Regions from separate parts of the Mus musculus genome. Here all the other regions are linked to region 1. A link is a loop called in an ENCODE intact Hi-C map of the cell type or tissue named here. Cell type or tissue: left cerebral cortex. All regions are shown on one strand.

Region 1 (5,000 bases):
GTACCTTGTGATATCTTGGAAAAACTGTCTTTCAGAGGCAGAAGTCAGAAAGCAGCGTGCCTATGTGTGTGGCAAGATTGGGCACTGGAAGTGAGAAGAAAAATGGCAAGAAGTTAAGCTGAGCAGGCTACTTAAGCTTTGGCTTTCTCAACATATCAATAATTAGCATCATCAATTATGAATAGCAGTAATCTCAGAAACCCTGAAGATGGCTTCATTAGGAAAAGGCAGGTTACTCTGTGCTGTCTTTGGCCTCTACCCAACATATGGTACTACCCAAGTCTTCAAGCTCAGAGTTCAGAGGGGGATGGAACAGTTATGGAAGAGAAAGCAATGGCCAAGCCAGGGACCAGGATGTAGGAAACCTAAAAGCAGATGGAGCCAAGCAGAGCCTTGCCAAGTGTTTTCTTTCCCCAAACTCCTCAAACGTAAAACTTTCTGATTCTAAGTGACCAAGATATCTAGCTTCTTCAGTCTGGGACTTAAACTTCCACAAAAGGATGGTGACATGGCTCAGCAGGTAGAGGCATGACTTGCCAAGTCAAATGATCAGAGCTCAGAAAGAACCCACATGGTTGAATCAACTCCCCGCACTTATCCTCTGATCTCCACAAGTCTGCACCCATACACACAATAAGCCGAATTTAAAGATACAAAACAATAAATGACTTCCACCAAAAATGTGTCCTTGGGTTTGGTTTGGTGCTGCCCCAGGATCGGGGCAGCAGGAGAAAGGCATTCAACATCTAAAGCATCGCTTTATTGTCTGTCAGTCACAGGGGTGCCAGCCCCTGCCTGCCCACCCCTGTCTTCTCACAGGCTCTCTGGGCTTATGTGTGTCCTGAGAACTGACAGTTGTCTTAACTAGCCATGGTGAGGAGACAGGGGAGAGCTGCTGGACAAAGTGGGAGCAGTGCGGAGACATTTGTCCATCCTTCATTCTGCAAACTGGTCCAAGAACTTAAGGTAGGCCTGACGCTGAGATGCAGCTGCTGGAATGAAGTGACCACCGGAGTGGGTGAGGGTGACGGCTCCAAGGAATCGGCTAGCCAATTGCATACTCTCCTGAGAAGGGATGACTCGATCAGTATCCCCAAAAACATGAAGTGAAGGCAGTGACATGGGGCTCTGCAAGATAGGTTCCTTAAGGCCTCGGGGACAGAACCCCGACACAAGTATAATAAATCTTGGCAAGGGGAAGCGAGGATCGCCTGCCTGGCCCAGGGCACACACATAAGCTGCTAGTGCAGCCCCCTGGCTGAAGCCAAGAAGTCCATCAAACGGCCCCAGCGTGTCAAGGGCCCGTGCCACCGTTTCCAGGGCCTCCTGCAGACCCCTGCACACTGTGGACTCTTCCAGAGCAGAGAAAACATCGGCTTCCTCCTCAGAAAACCACCAGCCTCGAGGCTGCTCCTCCGGAGAACAGGGCCCTAGAAGCAGATGGGAGAAGAGCACAGGCCCAGGGTTAGAGATGGTGAGAAGAAAAAGGCAGAGCTTGGGAAAGTGCAGCCAGGGGACTTGGGGGGCGGGAGGGACCTGGAATGGCCTGGACACAGATAAAGGAGGAAACCTGGGAGCTCAGACTAGAGCCGGAGTTAAAGGCGCTAGGTGAGAACTGAGGTCCAGGTGTGCGAAGGGGTCCAGCAAGTCTCACCCGAGTCTGGACACGAACCCTCGGGAGCCGCTGCCTCGGGGACCGGGTGAGGTCCGCTGAGGCACACAAGCTCTGCCCGACCCCGCAGCGTCTTCCTCAGCGCTCCGGTCTTCTCACGGAAGCCCCGCTCGCTCTGCCGGAAGCCGGCTAGACACAGCACTCGCAGGGTCTGCCGTGCCGCCATACTGCAGACCGACCGGAAGCAGGCCTTCCCAGGCGGAAGTAGAACCGGCAAGGGGGCAGGGCCCGTGCGGGGAACACCCCTAAGGCGGGGCTCTCCTAAAACAAAAAGGTGGGGCGTGGCTGCAAATACCTGCTGCTCTGGCCCTCTCAGGGAGCCGGCGAAGTAGCCTTCTGGTCTGCGCAGTTGCAACTCTCACAGGCTGGGGCTGGAGAGCCGCCTCTGGACCCTTGCTGCACCTGAGGTAGCAGATAGATTCAAGTCTCTCTACTGCAACCTCCACCCGGCTCCCTTGCATTTCCCCCGCTGTCCTCAGGGCGGCGGCGGTGGACCACGTCACGCCTGTAGGCTGCCTCTCAGCCCTGCTTAAAGTGGGCTACCTTGTCAGATGCAGGCTGGCAGAGACCCCGAGGTGCTCGGTCCCGACCGTAGTTCACTGTCCATGGCCCTAAGGAGCTGCCAGAGTAGAAGTCCATGGGGTAGGGTTGCTGCCAAGAAATGTCCTTCAGGGCCACAGCTGCCTAGGGGAGAAAAGACAATGATATTCTTTCTCTCTCTTTCTTCTTTCTCCCTTCCTTCCTTCCTCTCTCTCTCTCTCTCTCTCTCTCTCTCTCTCTCTCTCTCTCTCTCTCTCTCTCTCTCTCTTTCTTTCTTTTTTTGTCCCTGCATTAGCAAATTTGACCAGGGTCTATGAAGGGAGTGTATTATCATCCTTCAGAAAGGAAGAGTGAAGTGAAGAGAGTCGCAGCTACACAGCGAGTCAGGTGTGTTGGCTCACATCTCCCAGCAACTCTTAAATATAAACAAAAACTACACAGCAAGATGGTGGCTCGATCTCAGAACCTGCAACCCTACGTGCTGCTTACCCATGCCAGCCATCTCACAACCCTCCCTCAACAGGAAATACAAAGATTTTCAAAATGTGGCTGTTACCTCGTACGGTGTCAGCAGTGGCTTGGGAAAGGCTGAACCCCAGTCAATGGAGAGGCGTGGACATGCCACCTGCACCCACCTAGGGAGATAAGTCAGTTAAGATGTGACATGAAGGTCACCTCTCTCTGGGGTACCACACTGAAGAACATAACGGTGTCTCAGTATCTCAGTATGTCCACTTGTCAACAGATTGCACTGATCCAACTATATACTGTTGGGAAGGTAACTCTGATTGCCCTGTAAGCCTAGGACTTGACCTTAACTCCCAAAACCATTGCATTAAAAGCAAAAGTGGAGCTGGACACACAGCTTAGTGGTTGAGGGAGCTGGCTACTCTTGCAGAGGATTCAAGTTCAATTCCCAACACCCACATAGTAGCTCACAACCTTCTAAAGTAAGAGGCAAAATTTGTGTGTGTGGTATATGATATACACTTGTACTCCAGCACTGACGAGATCCAGACAGGTGGATTGCTTCAGGGGAAAAGAGAAGGGGGGGGGGGTGGACACCAAAGCTTCACACAAACTAACACACATGCAAAAGAAAAAAAAATCCACCTTAATGGAATCAAACACAGCAAGGGGCATGTCATCAGCCCTTCACTCCATAAGCCAACTTCTGGGGACAGTTCAGTTGTAACTACCCATCTAGAACCAAGGTTTGTACACAGTGCTCTTACACTCATTCCCACCAGACTATGATGGCTAGACAATGCAGGCGGCCCATGGTCAAGGGTGGCCCCTGCTAGATAAGTTCTTGATCTGTGCTGGCCAGAACCTGTTTTCTAAGCTCCCGTTAGCTGGTCACCATACATGGGTAAGGTGGGGAAACTCACACATCCACCTCAGGAAGTAGACTGAGCTTGCTGGGGAAGATCTCAGAGAGCAACAGCCTCACGAAAGGAAGTCCCAAGTTTCTGAGCTGAGATTCCAAGTGCTGCCGAGAGAGGGAGGCCAGGCAGGAGCTTCTGAGATGAAGTGGCCAAAGCTAGACACCTCAGCCTACTGGTTTCTCCAGCTACTTTCCTGTCAGCCCCCTCCTCTTGATGCCCAGGCCTCTCACCTCCAGGATCTTGGGACTGCCCTGGCGGCCCAAGGTTCCCAGAATAAGGCCCCAGGATTTGGCTGAGCGTGCAGCAGCAATGGCTTCCTGGCGAGTGGCCTGCATGCGCTGATGGTCATAGTATTCTCTGGATAGGACTTTGCCATATGGGTCATACCTGGAAAAGTTGTCAGGATCACGGTGACAGCCCAGAGTCAGCTAAGTGGTCCCTGACACAAGATCTAAAGAGGGATTTAGGAAATCTGGCCCTAGTTGGAAACAAGGATTATTACTGAGATCAGTAACCATAGAGATCAGCCCTCCAGCTAGGGCAGGCAAGAGCAAGGGAGTGTTTTAAGAGCTTGGGGGTGACTCCCGGGTAGGCAACAGCATTCCTGGGTCTAAATTCCAGATGTGCCCCAGTCATTTAGTGACCAGGGAATGAAGGGGTAGTTCAGCCTAATGAGGGCCTCCAGGGCAGAGGCTCTCATCCTGCCATACATGGTCAGCCCTCCCCAGCCCATACCGGTAAGCAGGTATATTAGGGTTGGCAATCATGACAGACTCCAGATGAAAGCGGCCATCTCCAAGATACCTGCAGGGTGGGAAGAGTGTGTAAGTGCAGTAATGGAATAGCAAAGGGGGTGCCCTGGCTTACAGGTCCGGAGACTGAGTTCTCAGCCACCCATGCTGCTGAGTCAGGGAGACTGATGTCAGTTCATCTCTTCAGGCCTCTTGTATGTCCAGCAAGGACCGGACAGAGACATCTAAGAGACAGCTGTGTGATGCAGCAGCTTCCATGGCAAGTGCCAAGGCCAAAGAAAGGCCACCTGGGCCCAAGAGCACTATTCGAAAGCTGAGGGAGAGTTTCTCTTTTATTCAGCTCAACATAGACATAGAGGTTGTGTTTAAGATGTCTGCTCAGGGCTGGAGAGACAGACGGCTCAGTGGTTAAGAGCACTGGTTGCTCTTTCAGAGGACCTGGGTTTAATTCCCAGCACCTACACAGTGGCTCACAGCCACTGGTAACTCCTAGAGAATATGATGCACTTTTCTGACCTCCAAAATGGACCAGGCACACATGTGGCAGACATACATGAAGGCAAAACATTCATGCAATAAAGAGTGGTGGGTCTCTGAATCTGAGGCCAGCCTGGTCTACAGATGAACTCTAGGATGGCCAGGGCTACA
Region 2 (5,000 bases), 330 kb after region 1:
CCGCAGTGGGGCACGCACCAGACTGTGCACCTGCCCAGCCAGCTGCCCCAGCATGAGTACCTCAAGGTTAGTGGTGGTGGAGCCTGGGAGTGCACTCACTGTCGTGCTACCCTAATGGGGGACATTTGTCTGCAGATGGGTTGAACATCTCTTTATTGCTGTTTGCCTACAGGAGATGGAACCCTTAGGTTGGATCCACACTCAGCCCAATGAATCCCCCCAGCTATCACCCCAAGATGTCACCACTCATGCCAAAATCATGGCTGACAACCCATCTTGGGATGGGGAGAAGACTATTATCATCACGTGCAGGTTGGTGTGGGCCTCTTGGGTGGAAATATTATAGAGCAGGCATTGCAGGCCAGGACCTGGATTGGTGGCTTGAGCGCTTACCCTGTCCCTGTCCCCCCCACCCCAGCTTCACACCAGGCTCCTGCACACTGACAGCCTACAAGCTGACACCCAGTGGGTATGAGTGGGGCCGGCAGAACACAGACAAAGGCAACAACCCCAAAGGCTACCTACCCTCGCACTACGAGAGGGTTCAGATGCTCCTGTCTGACCGATTCCTCGGCTTCTTCATGGTCCCCGCCCAGTCCTCCTGGAACTACAACTTTATGGGTACGTGGTTGTGTGTGCCTAGGAAGTGTGGGGTAGAGACAGGTGACCAGCATGCTTGGTCATCTTGTCATCTTGAGGTCTGGCTGCCTTGGAAACGGTCCAGGGGCCCAGGCTGGGTGAGGCAGGCAGAACCTTATTAACTTCTGATGTTTCCCCTCCCATTAGGTGTTCGACATGATCCCAACATGAAATACGAGCTGCAGCTGGCAAACCCCAAGGAATTCTACCATGAGGTCCACAGGCCCTCCCACTTCCTCAACTTCGCCCTTCTGCAGGAGGGTGAGGTCTACTCTGCAGACAGAGAGGACCTCTATGCCTAGTTACTTCCTTCTGCTTCAGATCCCCAAAGCCTGGAGCCTCTTGAACGCCCTCCCCAGACAAGCTGCTGACATTCAGCAGTCAGCCCCTTTGCGTTCTGTGCTTGTGTTGTTGATAGATTGTAATCCTGAACAAAATGTAATAAATTTTATAAATAGTGCTTTTGTTTTCTTGCTGTTATGAGGTCAAATTCTGGGCATAGGCGTTTGAGGATTGGGGACTAGCTTGGGCAGTTGACAGCAAGGTACTGGGCCCTGCCTTCAGAGCCTTGAGGCCTTCTCCGCTGGAGGCTTAGAGGCTCCCTAGACTCAGGGAGCTGAGTTGGGGCTGGCTTATTACTTTGAGCATATTTGCTGGTTTCTCTGTAAAAGTACTTGGAGTCTACCTATTTTCAACATCACTTCTTGGACTGTGTGGTCCTCCTATAGCTGTAGTGCCCGGTCTCGTTCATTTTTGTAAACTGTGTGGTTCCTAGTGGGGGAACATACTTAAGTGACTGTCCCTGCAGTCCAGTAGAGGCTGTTTGCTGACCTTCAGTCTTTCACCTCTTGGCAGCCAAGTCCAGGGGTGGAGCCCGGGTCAGGCGCTATGGGGAGGGCTTGCCTGAAGTGACCACTTACAGCTCTAGTCCTCAACTCTTGGATACCTGCCTGGAAGTTGGCCGACCTGTATCCAGTGACCTTGTAGGGCACAGGGAGCCCAGAGCACTCTCCCACTCCAGGGCCTTTTTCCCTATTTGTTCCTCCCGGGTTGCTTCTACCCCGCCCCTTATGGCCCTAAACTTCCTGGGCCGGAACTGTTAAGCTTTTTCCTGCACCAGTTAAGGGTGTGGGTGGCTTTTGACCTTAAGAGAGGAAAAAATGGAGCCCAGGAGGGCAGCGCCCAGGCTACCCAGTCAGGCCTCTTCTTCAGTGGGCGCAGGGTCAGCCGCCGAGCTCGTGTACCATCTAGCGGGGGCTCTGGGCACTGAGCTACAGGGGCTGGCACGCCGCTTCGGACCCGACGCGGCGGCTGGGCTGGTGCCACTAGTCGTGCGGGCGCTGGAGCTCTTGGAAAAGGCCGCCGTGGGGCCGGCTCCGGACTCGGTGAGTCACCGGCTCCTCCTTTTACCCCTGAGAGCCGGCAGGCCTAACCCTGAGACCCCTGGCTCCCCCAGCTGCAGGTGTCCGCACAGCAGGCAGAAGTGGAGCTGCGGCGGCTGCGCGAGGAGAACCAACGCCTCCGCCAGGAGCTAGGCTCCGGGCCGCAGGGTGAGTGAGGGTCCCACCGGAGCAGAGCGAGCTGGGGGCAGCCGGGGCCTGCGTACCCCAGAGATCGGTAGTGCTAAAGACACCCCTTCCTCAGAGGAGCGCGCGCTGCTCCGACAGCTCAAGGAGGTGACAGACAGACAGCGGGATGAGCTTCGGGCACACAACCGAGATCTGCAGCGCCGAAGCCAAGAGACCGAAGCGGTGAGGGCGGGGCCAGGCGGAGTGGGGTGGGGCCGCTACGGCCCTCGGAGCCCCGCCCCTAGCTCTCTCGCTCCACCCCCTAGCTGCAGGAACAGCTACAGCGCCTCCTGCTGATCAACTCTGAGCTGCGGCACAAGCTGGCTGCAGTGCAGACCCAGTTGAGGGCCGCCCAGGACCGGGAGAGGGAGCGCCAGATAGCTCAGGATGGCTCCAGCCAGCTGGCTAAAGAACAGAGCTTGGAACCTGATGCGGCAACCTCAGATGACCCGGTAAGAGACGGAGCGAAGTCAAAATACATCCCAGAGCTCACAGCATTCAGCAGTTGATGACCCAGCCTGGGTTTACCTGGCATGGATGTACCATGCAGTATAGAAGGTACCCAGGAAGTTGGAAGGTAGCAACAGCAGTTGTGTGCTATGTACACCTATGTAGCAGCAACTTTGTCCTCTAAGTTTTCCCAGCAGACACTTCCCATAATATTATTGTGAGCGCTGGGACTTAGGGAAGAGCTAAGACAGACTGCTCTCTGACCATTCCTGACCTTGTACAGGTGGATACTCAGAAGCAGCCAGGGAACCTTCCAGAAGCTGTCCAGTGTGGATTCAGCAGGGAAGAGCTTAAGCAAATCCTTCAGGAGCGGAATGAGCTCAAAGCCAACGTGTTCTTGCTCAAGGAGGAGTTGGCGTACTTCCAGCGGTGAGGGACTGGAAGCCAGGATGCCTGTTCCTGGTCACCCCACCTTATTTTTTGGATCGTTTATAGATCAGCAGTGACAATTGCCAGGGTCCTGCTCAGGCACTGGGAAGAAGTAACTTCCACAGTCCTTGCCCTTCTGGAACCTCACTCAAACAGGGCAGCACCAGGGGTCACCAAACTGAAGCAGCAAGCCTTATCCTTAGGAGGGGCCATCTAAGCTCATTTCAGAGGTGTTGGCGGTATAGAGCTTTCACGGGTTTCCAGGGGAAACAGTGAGCAGAGCTCAGGTACTTGATTGACACCTCCTGTTGGCCTTCCCACTTTCTTCCCTTCCTGCTTCTCTAGAGAGCTGCTCACAGATCACCGTGTTCCTGGGCTTCTGCTTGAAGCCATGAAGGTGGCAGTCAAGAAACAGAGGAGGAAGATCAAGGCCAAGATGTTAGGGACACCTGAAGAAGCAGAGAGCAGGTAAGATCCTGCCTCTGTGCTCACCAAACGAACCCCTTGGCCTGCTGCAGTTCTGCTGTGCCCAGTGATACAACTTAGCTGTGCCTGGCACCTCACTCAGCCTGCTCTCCAGCTGCCGTCCTTTCCTCTGGAATCCACTGCTCCCGCTTGCCCCGGCTGCTATGCCTCCTGCTGAAGAAACTGTCCATGCTACTTCTCCAGACTCATGTTTCCTTCCTTGGCTGGATCTCTTTACTAAAGGAAGCTATGCAGTCTTGTGAGGGGCTGTTGTCTGCCTGGTTATAAAGAGTCCCTGATCCCCTCACTGTCCCCTCTCCAGCCCTGAGGCCTCTGTAGTCACTCCATCCTCCCCTGATGTTCCTGAAAGTCCTTCAGGAGGTTCCACACAAGCTGGACTCATAGTATCCCTTAGGCCCTGATATACAGCCCTTTCATTTCTTTATCCTAGTGAGGATGAGGATGGCTCGTGGCTCCTGCTCTCCAACGACAAGGAAGATGTTCCCCTAGTTCCTGAGTCCAGAATCCAGAATTTGTATGTTGGAGGAGGGGAGGGAGGAAGGTGAAGGAGGGGCCTGCCTGGATCTTCTCCACTCTTTCTTTCCACTCCACTGCCTTTCACGCTGTTCTAAGATCTGTCTTCCCACCTGCTTCTCTGTCCTCTGTGCCTTCATTTCCCTGTGACCTATGCTGTCCTCTTTCCTCCAGAACCCCCTTTTCACCTTTCTGGACCCTCGGCCTGCATCCTTGACATCTCTGCCTCCCCGGCTCAATGCACCTCTCTTGGCTTCCCTTCCAGCTTTGGCTTATGGTATCGGGGTGAAACTGAGGCCCCTGAAGCCGAGACCAGCAACCCAGCTTCCAGCAGCCTACAGAAAGGAGAAGAGACCCCACAGCAACCCCACCTGCAGCCTGTGAACAGCCCTCCAGCCCCCAACTCCTGACTAGTCCCCTGCTTTCAATGAACATCTTGGTCTGAGGGCTTCAGCTATGCAGGAGGCTTAACTCTGGATTCCAGCTAACTGTGTGTGGATGTGTGACCTCAAATGAGGATGTGGCTCCCCACTTAAACCTCGCCTGTACTAGCTATGGTGGAACGTCAGCCTGTCTCCCATTCTTGACATCTCTGTACCACACTTTACAGACATAAAGGGATCTCTGAGCTCTGCTTTTCCCCATTGTGAGACAGAGGACTGCCTGCCTGCCTGCCTGCCTCGCTGGGGCTTGTGCAGGTGACCAGTGCAATAAATAACCATAATACCCCTAAAATGTTCTCAGTCTGTCTGTCTGTCTGTCGGTGGTCCATGTTAGGTCCCAGCCCTGCCAGGAACAATGGTGATGTTTCTTTAGAAGGTCTCCTCTGCTCCTCACTGAGGATAAGGAACGTCTCCTTATTTGGGGGGTATGGCTCCTACCCCCACCCTATTCCTTTGCCTATCTCTAGTGTTT
Region 3 (5,000 bases), 110 kb after region 1:
TAGAGGCCTGCATGCACGAAGCTCTGGATTTGATCTTCAGCACGGGCATAAGCCCAGTATGGTAGTATCTGTTTAGCATGGTGTGGAGGTATACCTATCTCTGCACAGGGAGACCAGAAGTTCAGAGTTATCCTTGCACTTACAGTAAGTTCAAAGCTAGCTTGGGCAACATGAAGTTTTGTCTTAACAAAACGAAACAAGAGGGGCCGGGGAGATGCTTCGCTGTGCTGAGTCATTTGCTGCCAAGTTTGATGACCTGAGTTTGGTCCCTTGAGCTTATGGTGGAAGGAGAGAAATGACGCTTGAACTCCACGCACATGCCACAGCCCACGCATGAATGTGTATACACACACACACTAAGTGGATAAATGTTAAAAATAAATAAATCAAAGGAATGGCCACTCAAAATCTACCATCGTTGGGAAGGGAGGGGAAAAGGCAGGCGAGGGAGATAGATAACCCTGATATGAACACGGAAAGAGCCAGTGTGCCACCAAAGCTGCCCAGTGTGCCACCAAAGCTGCCCAGTGTGCCACCAAAGCTGCCCAGTGTGCCACCAAAGCTGCCCAGACTTGATTACAGATTTGGCCAGGGACACAGGAGGCCAGCAGGAGCAGCCAGGTTCCACCTCAGAGGTGGAGCCACAAACCTGGAAATGAAACGTCTTTCCCTTTCTTCAGACCACAGCAGTGACAGCTGTCCTGCAGAGTCTGGAGGGCTGGCAGGGCTCATCCACTCTAGTGTGCCTGTGGCCAGAACAGGCCTCAGTCACAGGTGCTTTTCCAAGGTCTTAGTGTCTAATTAAGGTTAGCAGCCAAATTGGAGAGAGAAGGGTGCTGGACTTTACTCTGCTGTAAGGACTTTGGGCATTGTTCCATTCCGTGATCAAATACCACTGGCTCTGCCAACCACCATGTCAGTGGGTCTTCAGAGGTAGAAGAACTCATCCTTTTTTGAGAGGTTTGGTCTGGTCCTTGTCTAATGCAAAATGCCTGGGGCACCAGGTTAATGTCAACTCAAAGGCAAGTGCTGGTCCAGCATGTGTGGAATCCTAAGTTCAATACCCATCAGAGCCCCAAGCCCTAGAGGACAGACATGCTTTAAAAAAAAGTCATGCTTTAAAAAAATTCTGTTGAGGGGGCTGGAGAAATAGCTCAGCAGTTAAGAGCACTAGCTGCTCTTTCAGAGGACCCAGATTCCGTTCCTAACATTTTCATGGTGGCTCAAAGCTGTCTATAATTCAAGTCCTAGAGGGGAATCTGTTGCCCTCTCTGGTTTTCTCAGGCACCAAGAACACATGTGGTGCAAACATACACGCAGGCAAAACACTCATACATATGAAACATTTTTTATAAACCTGCTCGGATGTGGTGGCTCATGCCAGCGATGCTCTCAGCACTCAGATGGCAGAGGCAGGGGGATTTTGTGTTGAGCCCAGCCTGAGCTATAGAATGAGATGCTGTCTCAAAAAGAAAAAAAAAACAAAAAAAAACAAAAAACAAAAACAAATCTGTGGGCTTAATCATTCCTAGCCAGAAGGAGCTGGCTCCAGCAACAATGGATCCCTAGAGCTCTGCTTTGCCCCCTGGTCTGGAGAGCTTGCTCTAGAAAGGAATTCTCCATAGACCACATTTCTATTTTGGGGACCACTCTGGGCCTGCACATGGAAAAATGGAGAGTTGAGGTTTACATGGTCATTTTTTTTGTTGTTACAGTAATGAGAGCTTTGAAATGATCACAAAAGGAAAATAGGAAAATATGCCTCCTAAAAAGAGCCGAGGCAAATTATTATAGCAACCGAATCCTAAAAGGAATGTTCAAGTAAAAAAAAAAAAATATGGCTCATGCGAAGTTGTTATGGCAACTGACATTTAAAAGTAACAGGATTTGGGCAAGTTTCTTTCTCCACCCTCTCTGCAAAGTCTTGCAGGAACTTCATGCTAAAATTATGCTTTAATTTTAATTAGCCAAATAGGTCATAAATATAGCTTATTCCCAAATCCTTAGAATTTCTACCCTGCAAGGAGCTGAACTACTAATGAGGAAATATTTCCACAAAAACCCACTTACCATTAAGAACCCCCATCCGATATTTTTCTAATATAATTTATCAATTTAAACACATTGCATAATGTGCCACTCTGTAGCATTCCATTAAAATGATAAATAGCAATAGTGGTGAGGGGTGGGGGGCAAAAACCAGGAGATTAAACATATCCAAAGCAGTGTAGCTATATTTAAATACCTCAATCCATTGTAGAGGAAAACACACTGTTCTCATCCGCAGATACAGTCTAGACTCAGAGCAGCATATCCTTGACTGTAAGGGTATTAATAGGACAGACGAAGGGGGGCAATAAGAAATGACAGGAAACTTCAGAAGAAATAAAATTTCTATTAGGCTTTGTTATAAGATTACATCAAAGCAGTTCATATGTTTTAATCTGGGGAGGAAAAAAAGCAACTACTTGGGGTTTGCGCCTGGGGGCTGCCTCTGTGTACTGAACCAGACAGTTTGCATAATGAACAATTTTCATTCAATCAGGATCTCAGCAGAGATAGCTCCTACTCAAAGGAACCCGGCACAGGCTCATAGTTTTTATCTCCCAGCTCCACCTGCTGGAGAAACCTTGTATTGCAGGGAGAGAAAGCAGTCGGGAGGCATTGTCCTAGTGGCTGTGTACCTAAAGTTACAGACCTGACTTTAAACAGTTTCTCTCTGGAGGTTGAAAGGGGCTCTGTAAGATACCAGAGTGGATTGCTCTCAAAGACTCTCGGACTCCTGTTACAGGCAAGTAAGGTCCTAGCAGATGGTAGCATGGATCTCCGGCCCTTCTCACTGCTTTCTTGAATCAGGGATTTAGAAATTGCTATTTGCATACCAGGAGGACTGAAGTTTGGCTCCCGGTGACCAGAGGACAAGGTCATTGTTTAAAACCACCCAAACTCATTTCCGACTTGGTTGGTCAAATTTTCAAGTTTCCCAGCAGTCTAAGGATTCATAAAATAAGGCAGAGGCAGAGAAACGGAGGGTGTGTGTGTGTGTGTGTGTGTGTACCCAAAATGGAACTGCATTTTCATGCACAATAGAAAACTTAAAGACTGAACCAATCATTTTGGAAAACTGGCACAGCTGACATTGGCTAGAGGAAGGAACGGCCAGGGCGAGCCAGCTGCACCAAGACCCAGGGCTGAGGCCTAATCCGCCTTTATCCGAGGGTTTAGTGAGGCTCCCGCCGCTCACCAATCCCGGCTGGAGCCGCAGAAGAGCTCTCTTCACTTGGCTCAGTCCCAGCACAGTCGCACTATGCTCTCCCGTGGGGAGGCCGCTCCGGGAGGGGGAGCGACATCAAGCTTTGTGAAACTGTTTTCGAAAACCTGGGATGATCATTTAAATGTTTAAAATATGCACATGGTAATTCAAAACTAATTACCCTGAGCACATTTGAAACATTTATGCCATCATCTTGGATCCTGCCTACTGATTGTGCGCTGCAGCTCACTCTGGTGTTTCTATAAACTGCTTCAGCGATTTTAACTTCCAGGCTAAATCAGGCAGCCACAGGCGCTGCCTCCAGCCCTGGGTTGGTGGAGAGACCCCCATCCCTGACTTCCAGGCGAGGAGGCGGCCCGTTTCTCCAGAGAGCCGTTTGTCAGGGTCTTGTAGTTCTGGCTGCCGAATTATTGCTCTTATCCGTGTTCATAATTCTCATCTGCATTATTTAATTTAGGCTAGAATGACCTCTTTCCCTCCCGAGTCTTCCTCCCTCATTCCCATTTCCTCTTCTTCAATTCGTGGCCCCCATTTTCTGATTGGTCCAAATATATAGACAAATATCCTTGATCGTCCCACCCCACTTGGCTACATCTTCATCTGGGAGCCAATGTGGTGAGTTTTCTGGGTTTGCAAGGTGGTCAGGTCCACCAGTCATCCTAAGGTGTGTGAGAGAGGTAGACCAACATGAGCGGCGCACAGCCGCCATCACTGAGAGAGCACGTGCCCTGCAGCTCAGGCACAGGCATGCACACACCGGCAGACATGTGCACATGCGCTTTCCCCAGCAAACCCTGCTTGCAGAGTAATTAGGCCTAGGCAGTTCCTGAAGCAAATTCATTTCCCCCTTTTCCAGAATAAAATGAGTTCTCTTCCTTTGGGGGTGCTAAACCAGCATGCCAGTGGCTAGAAGCCTGAGATGGGTGATGTGGCTGAAACCATTTCTGCAGCCAAGCCTGTGGGCAGAAGCTAACCTTGGGCTGGGGAGCTGCAGTCGGAAGAGGCACAATTCTGGGATCAAGAAATGAGCACTGGTTTATAGGTACACTCCCAGAAATAGACAGATGAGGGCTGCCTCCTTATTAGCGCTTTGAAGATGCCCATGGCGGGTTTTTAGACATTTAGGAATATAAAAGTAGGTTGGATTCCCACAGTCAGCTGAAGTTTGACAGAGTGATATTACCGGGTTTAACTAGAGCCATTAAGAGACTCTTCATTATCCCACACCACCGCCACCCAAGTTATCACATGAGCCATAATGCAAGAGAATTTTCATTCCATCAACAAGAGAGGGAGCCGGTCTATCTTTGTCCAAAGGAAATGAGCAGCCCAGCGTGAAGCTTGTGAGGAATTGAGTGTACAACACTCCAATAACATCCCCTGCAGGATTGCCTCTGCGATTTAGTCGGTGAAGCAGGGGTAACTGCGCTCGAGCAGTCTGCCTGTGTACCTGGCTTGCAAGAACACCAGCTCGAGGAACACCAAAAAGGCCGATTAATGACAAAGGACACTCATAGAGGCCCGAATTCCACAGGGCTTAAGTATTAAGCCCCAAAGAAATCAAGGTCTAGGCCATTCTCCTGGCGCTCAGCAATCTCATTTATTATTTCTCTACAAAGATCCAACACTCAATTTCCCAGGTATCCCCTGTATCTGACTCACATTCTCCTGCTCAGTAAGCCATCCTGGTTTGAAACGGGCCTCCCCTCCTCCTGCCTATGCATGC
Region 4 (5,000 bases), 390 kb after region 1:
TCAGAGGGCCACTTGCCGGCCATAACCTCCTTGGACCCCAGCTAGTGAAACCTACATCTTTCCCAAGAAGCTCTACCCACCTGCTCCTCCCTCTATTGCCCAGGGCTTGGCCCACAAATTGAACCGAGTTCCATCATCCACCATCTGTGACTGTGAATATAGCCCCTCGTACCTCTCTGGCAGAGCCTGGTGTTCCCCGAGATTAAGGCCAGAGCTACTTCCCTCTTTAAGCCTCATCCTACAGGGTCATTCCAGGTCTGCCTGTCCCCCTCGTTGTACCCCCCTCCCGTTCCCCAAGCCTGGAGGAAGTTGTGGCTGCCCTGGCAGGGTATGAGGGAGTCGGGCAGGAGCTGTGATGCTGAGTTTCCGTGATTGTGCAACGCTCCTGGAGGGGGGGGGGGGGGGGAGACAGCAGAGCCAGGGTCAGCCTCCAACCCAAGCCACAGACTCTGCTGGCACCATGCTTTCCACCCTGCGCAGCCCCACACCCACAGGCTAAGGGCACATCTGAGTAAAGGAGAGGCTTGCTCCAGAGTCTGGAGCCTGAGGGGCCTGAGGCTGATACCGCCTCTCCCTGCAGGCACCAGTGGTGCAGCCCTGGTTACCAGTATACCTAAGCCAGGCCAGTGAGGGACTGGGGAAGCCTGTCACCCGTGCTGGCTGTGATGGGTCTCATTGCCCCAACAGGTACCCCTCCACACAGTTTGGTAGCCTCACTGGACTGCAGTCCCTGGTCAGTGCGCTCTTTGCTCTCCTGCAGCAGCCGCTGTATCTGGCCATGATGGGTCCTCTGGGAGGAGACCCTCTGTGGGTAAGAAGGGTCAGGGTGTCTCTCCATTCTGCTCCTGGGAAGGGGGCCCAAGGACAACAGGTAGTGTGGGAACGTTGGACAGTACCCAGTCAGGGGTCCCTGGTGGATGGTGACCGGGAAGGAGGAGAAAACTGGCCTCTCTGGATCCGATTCTGGGGTGAATTCCAGGCTTTCCATCCAAAGCATTCTCATCCAGGTGTCATGAGTTGTCCCAATCCCAGCCCATTCCCTGGAGGCCGCTGAGGAGCATTGGGGAAATGAGATGCTGGAATGTGGGTTGACAGCTGGGACCCCTTGAACCTCCTCTTTAGTTTTGAGTCTTTTCTGTGTGACGCCTTCCCTTCCCCAGACCTGCGTGTGCGGGTGGGCGGGCGGGAGGGTGCTGCCTTGCGTGCATGCAGCTCCCTCTCACAGCCAACTCCCCACCATCCCAGGTGAACGTGGGTCTGCTCGCCATGAGCATGCTGGGCTTCTGCCTGCCCCTTTACCTCATCTGCTACCGGCGCCAGCTGGAGAGGCAGCTGCAGCAGAAGAGGGAAGACAGCAAGCTGTTCCTTAAGATCAATGGCTCATCCAACCGGGAGGCTTTCGTGTAGTGCCCACCCACCGCCTCAGTTGTGGCCTCCTGCCTGTGCTTCAGTGACTGACTGCAGTCATCTCCCCACCCCAGAGGACCTCATGCTCTCCCTGGATCCTGCCCTTCACCACACTGGAGCCCATACTTCCTCAGAACCACCTGGCCCTGCCGTGGAGTGCTGGTGTGGAGGGACAGGAGAGGGCCTGGGACAAGTGAACCTCCCACTGCCAGAAGCTGGGCTGCCCTGGCCTAGCTGTCACCCCAGGGGCTCTGAAGTCTCCCGATCTCCATGGGGCTTGTACCTGGAGCCAAGGGGACCTTTTCAGCGAGCATTTCTTTCTTTTTATTTTTTCTTTCTCTTTCTCACTGATCGGATTCTGCCTCTTGCCAAAGCAGAGGGGCCTGCCATCCTCCAGCACACTACCTGTCCCTGAGCTGCACGCCCACCAACCACGCCCACCTGAGGACAAAGGCTTGCGCTGTCTGCACTCCCCTTGCTTGGCCCCTTACCTCCCCTGGCCAGTCTGGCTGCCTGAGGAAGGAAGGACCCGCTTCCTGTTGTTGGTGCTAACCCCTTTGTCATCCCAACACCCCCCTGCCCGTGGCTAGTCTCTGGCCCCTCTTTTCCTTGAAAGCCTGAGAAGAAGCCCCCCCTGTCTCAGGCTGGGGAAGGAGTGGAGGGCAGACTATTTACACAAAGCCTCAAGAGCCCTGGGCCAGGCTTCTTCCTCCGGAGCCAGAGCAGTGTCTCTCTGCTGGCACGCTTTGTTCCAGTCTGCAACCTGAAGGGAACTAAGGGGACACCACAAGGGCACCCTCCCATCCACCCACAGCTGTTTTTCTGGGGTGGAAATAAGGCTGTGACTAGACATGAGGAGCCAAGCCTAAATAGGGAAGAGGATTAGTGAGTAACCCGAGGGGTGTGTGTTTATGTGGTACGTGTGTGTGCATGTGTGTATATGGTAGGAGGCTAGCCCCAGGGGCTGCTTTTATCAGAGTGGACCAGACCAGAAGCCAGCCAGCCCTACAGCAGGCTCAAAATAGGAGTCAGCCTTGCTTTATGATGGGGACCTGTGTGTATCGGTGTGATCACAGTGCCCCCTGCTGGCAGACTCACATCAGGGGACTGGAACGGTTCATGTAGTAGAAGCCTAGCCGGCCTGCCTGGCTCACTAACCCACCTTGCCTTGACAACCCCTAGAAACCCTGCCTGAGACCTCTTGGGGTGCCAAGAGGGGTACATTGGTTTTTAAGTTTATGGTTTTCTCTTGTTTTATCATGATTCTTTTTATGAAGCAATAAATCCATTTCCCTGTTGGTAATGGATGCCCCTCCTCACGTATCAGCTAATTACTGTATGTGCCTATTTTATATTTGAGAGGAGAGACAGGGCAAAAGGGTCTGCCAGGAAGAAAAGAAAAAAGAAGCCAGACATAGTGGCACACATTTTAATCCCAGCATGGGAACCTGAAGCAGGCAGAGTTTGAGGCCAGTCTAGTCTACATGGAGAATTCTAGGGCTACATAGTCAAAATCTGTAGATGTTCTGCTAGTGACAAACCCAGCTACACCTGGGTGACATGTCCAGGAAGGGGCATGGGCAAAGGAAAGCCCTGTCTACCCTGTCCAGGGAAATGGGGCTGTGGAGAGGTGTGGGCTGCCCTCACTGCTGTCTGTTGCGACTAGACAGACCAATCCAGAGAGAGCCTTCATCTCCACTGTTGGCTGTTACCGTGTAAGCCCAAGGGTTGTTATATGGTGACTCCAGGAAAGTCCTAGGCTAACTAGCACCCAGGCTAACTGAGATGCCCTCAGTCTCAGTGCAGGCCCTGTTGTGAGAGTGGACTGCCAGGTCTTGACTCCAGTCTGTTCAAACAGTAATCACATAACCCCAACAGTGAGCTAGTGGAAGCCCTTTGAGGCTTCTCATGGCTCAGTGGTAGAGCTCACTCTTAACATGGCTAAGACCCTAGGTTCTGTTTCCCAAGAGAGCTATTGTGTATTTTCCAAACCATCTCTCAGAACACTTGTCTGTGAAAAGGTCTAGTGGGGTACGCTGAGTTAAAGTCAGACCTGCCACTTCACAGCAGGGATCCACAGCCCTTTCCCCATGTTCCTGAGCATTGGAGCTGGGGGTAGCACCAGGTGTAGTGTCAGGAGGACCTCTTTGAGTTCAAGCCCAGCCTCCTGTACATTTCGAGTTCCAGGCTAGCCGGGACTATTCAATGAGACCCTGTCCAAAAAAAAATCCAAAAACCTGTTTGCAAGGATGTGGAGAAAAATTGGAAGTTTTAGGCATTGCTGTCTGAGTGGTGGAGCTGAGAGCTGTGGAAACATGGCACAGTCCCGTAATGCCAGCACCAAAAGGCAAAGGGTGACATCTTTCAGCATGAGCTGCAACCCTGCTCACACACAAGGTTGTGACATGCTGAGTGGTGACAAATCATAGCCATGTGCGACATGGTGGCTACTTGGCTGAAATGTGGATTGGCTCCAGGCCTGGGTGTGGATGTAGCTCAGTTGGTAGCATGTTTGCCTAGCTTACCCAAAGCCCTGGGTTTGAATAAACCTGGCATGGTAGTGCAGCACTTGGAAGGTGGTGACATCAGGATCAAAAGTCCCTCTTGGTCAGATAGTGAGTTTGATGCCAACCTGGAATCCAAGAACTCTCATCTTCGGAAAAAAGAATGACAAAATCAGATGGCAGACCACTGGTCTCACCTATGTCTCGATTTGATTCTGGTGCTGCCCAGAGGTTAAGATGCCCCTGTGAGGAAGAGAAGAGGTTGAGGGAATGTCCCTTCCTGCTAGGGATATAGCCTGCAGACACAACCTGTGCAGTTCCCAGCAACACTGAGGGGCCCACACTTTTGATCGTGATGCTGTAAGGGTATATATCCTAGGATTGAGACACTAGAAAACTAAATGTGGGATGGAAAAGAGCCAACGGTACTGGAAGATGAGAGACGTCCACTGGTAGCAGAGAACAGGTGTGGCAAGCCAGATGAGCTCTCCCTAATCAAGGGCCATCCTGCGCTGACTTGGCAGACATGTCAGTGTCTTTGAATCACGGTGACAGCCTAGAGTGGTATAGATGCTTGGAGAAGCAACCCCAGAGGACTCTCCTGTGGGTCTCAAGTCACTAACACAGCCGAGGCTGTCTCAGCTAGAACCCCCCCCCCCCCCATTGGAAGCAAAGAGCCCAAAGGGTGCAAGCTCAGAATGGTTTCCATATCTTGGAGCCAATGCTTTCTCAGGTTTGAGGCAAGCTATTTGCACAAGAGTCACGTGAGCTCTGGAGGCTGATGGGTCCTTGCAGGAATAATTTCCCTGATCTCTTCAACCTCAAGAAGAGTTACCCCAAGATAGGCACAGAAGCACAGGCTAGACACAGGCTAGAGGCACCGATGGAAGGAACAGGAAGCGATGCCAGCCTTGTGGTTTTACCCGTCAAGGACAGTCTCACCAGAAGCCCCTCCTTTGTGGTCTTGGCGTTCATCAAGGATGGATTCCCCTGGGACTCTACCCTTACGACTCTGCCGGGACCTATTCACAGCTGGCTCCAACCTTCATTAAAGCCAAGGTACAGGCCCTCGGGACCACCTCCTGTGCT

What was found. Hi-C counts contacts between places; a loop is a spot of excess contacts. Peaks named below come from ENCODE experiments on the same cell type or tissue, not always from the same donor. Only the 100,000 strongest peaks of a DNase experiment are listed, where the experiment ranks them.
Region 2: it touches region 1 in a loop (4-fold over the local background); 3 of 42 quality-filtered maps call a loop at or near these places.
Region 3: it touches region 1 in a loop (6-fold over the local background); 15 of 42 quality-filtered maps call a loop at or near these places.
Region 4: it touches region 1 in a loop (3.0-fold over the local background); 6 of 42 quality-filtered maps call a loop at or near these places.

The regions. Positions count from the first base shown.
Region 1 is chr11:75,176,958-75,181,957 of GRCm38, forward strand. It overlaps Ovca2 (candidate tumor suppressor in ovarian cancer 2), which reads right to left and starts at 1,851. Exons shown (of 2, transcript NM_027136.3): 1 at 1,655-1,851; 2 at 1-1,430. The coding sequence starts at 1,838. The coding sequence ends at 937. Dph1 (diphthamide biosynthesis 1) reads right to left here. Exons shown (of 13, transcript NM_144491.2): 7 at 4,336-4,404; 8 at 3,831-3,987; 9 at 3,604-3,704; 10 at 2,769-2,847; 11 at 2,216-2,356; 12 at 1,968-2,074; 13 at 686-1,430. The coding sequence ends at 1,985. In left cerebral cortex, CTCF peaks have their summits at 2,129 and 3,734; DNase peaks (open chromatin) are centred at 461, 1,112, 1,934 and 2,108; H3K4me3 peaks cover 1,313 bases; H3K27ac peaks cover 1,953 bases.
Region 2 is chr11:75,508,349-75,513,348 of GRCm38, forward strand. Prpf8 (pre-mRNA processing factor 8) reads left to right here. Exons shown (of 42, transcript NM_138659.2): 39 at 1-66; 40 at 173-312; 41 at 419-621; 42 at 787-1,099. The coding sequence ends at 941. It overlaps Rilp (Rab interacting lysosomal protein), which reads left to right and starts at 1,746. Exons shown (of 8, transcript NM_001029938.2): 1 at 1,746-2,024; 2 at 2,096-2,189; 3 at 2,284-2,390; 4 at 2,474-2,659; 5 at 2,941-3,086; 6 at 3,432-3,554; 7 at 4,003-4,086; 8 at 4,351-4,820. The coding sequence starts at 1,800. The coding sequence ends at 4,495. In left cerebral cortex, CTCF peaks have their summits at 1,897 and 2,505 (motif pointing left); DNase peaks (open chromatin) are centred at 1,017, 1,164, 1,941, 2,452 and 1 more place; H3K4me3 peaks cover 962 bases; H3K27ac peaks cover 1,067 bases.
Region 3 is chr11:75,288,470-75,293,469 of GRCm38, forward strand. It overlaps a transcript of Gm35117 not described here. Among named protein-coding and RNA genes, the nearest start is that of Gm35117, 17 kb to the left of the region's middle. In left cerebral cortex, CTCF peaks have their summits at 2,637 (motif pointing left), 4,119, 4,350 and 4,577; DNase peaks (open chromatin) are centred at 1,196, 1,808, 2,621, 3,394 and 2 more places; H3K27ac peaks cover 3,774 bases.
Region 4 is chr11:75,571,070-75,576,069 of GRCm38, forward strand. It overlaps Slc43a2 (solute carrier family 43, member 2), which reads left to right. Exons shown (of 14, transcript NM_001199283.1): 13 at 688-811; 14 at 1,246-5,000. The coding sequence ends at 1,407. Among named protein-coding and RNA genes, the nearest start is that of Pitpna, 15 kb to the right of the region's middle. In left cerebral cortex, a CTCF peak has its summit at 2,495 (motif pointing left); DNase peaks (open chromatin) are centred at 457, 1,370 and 2,476; H3K27ac peaks cover 1,754 bases.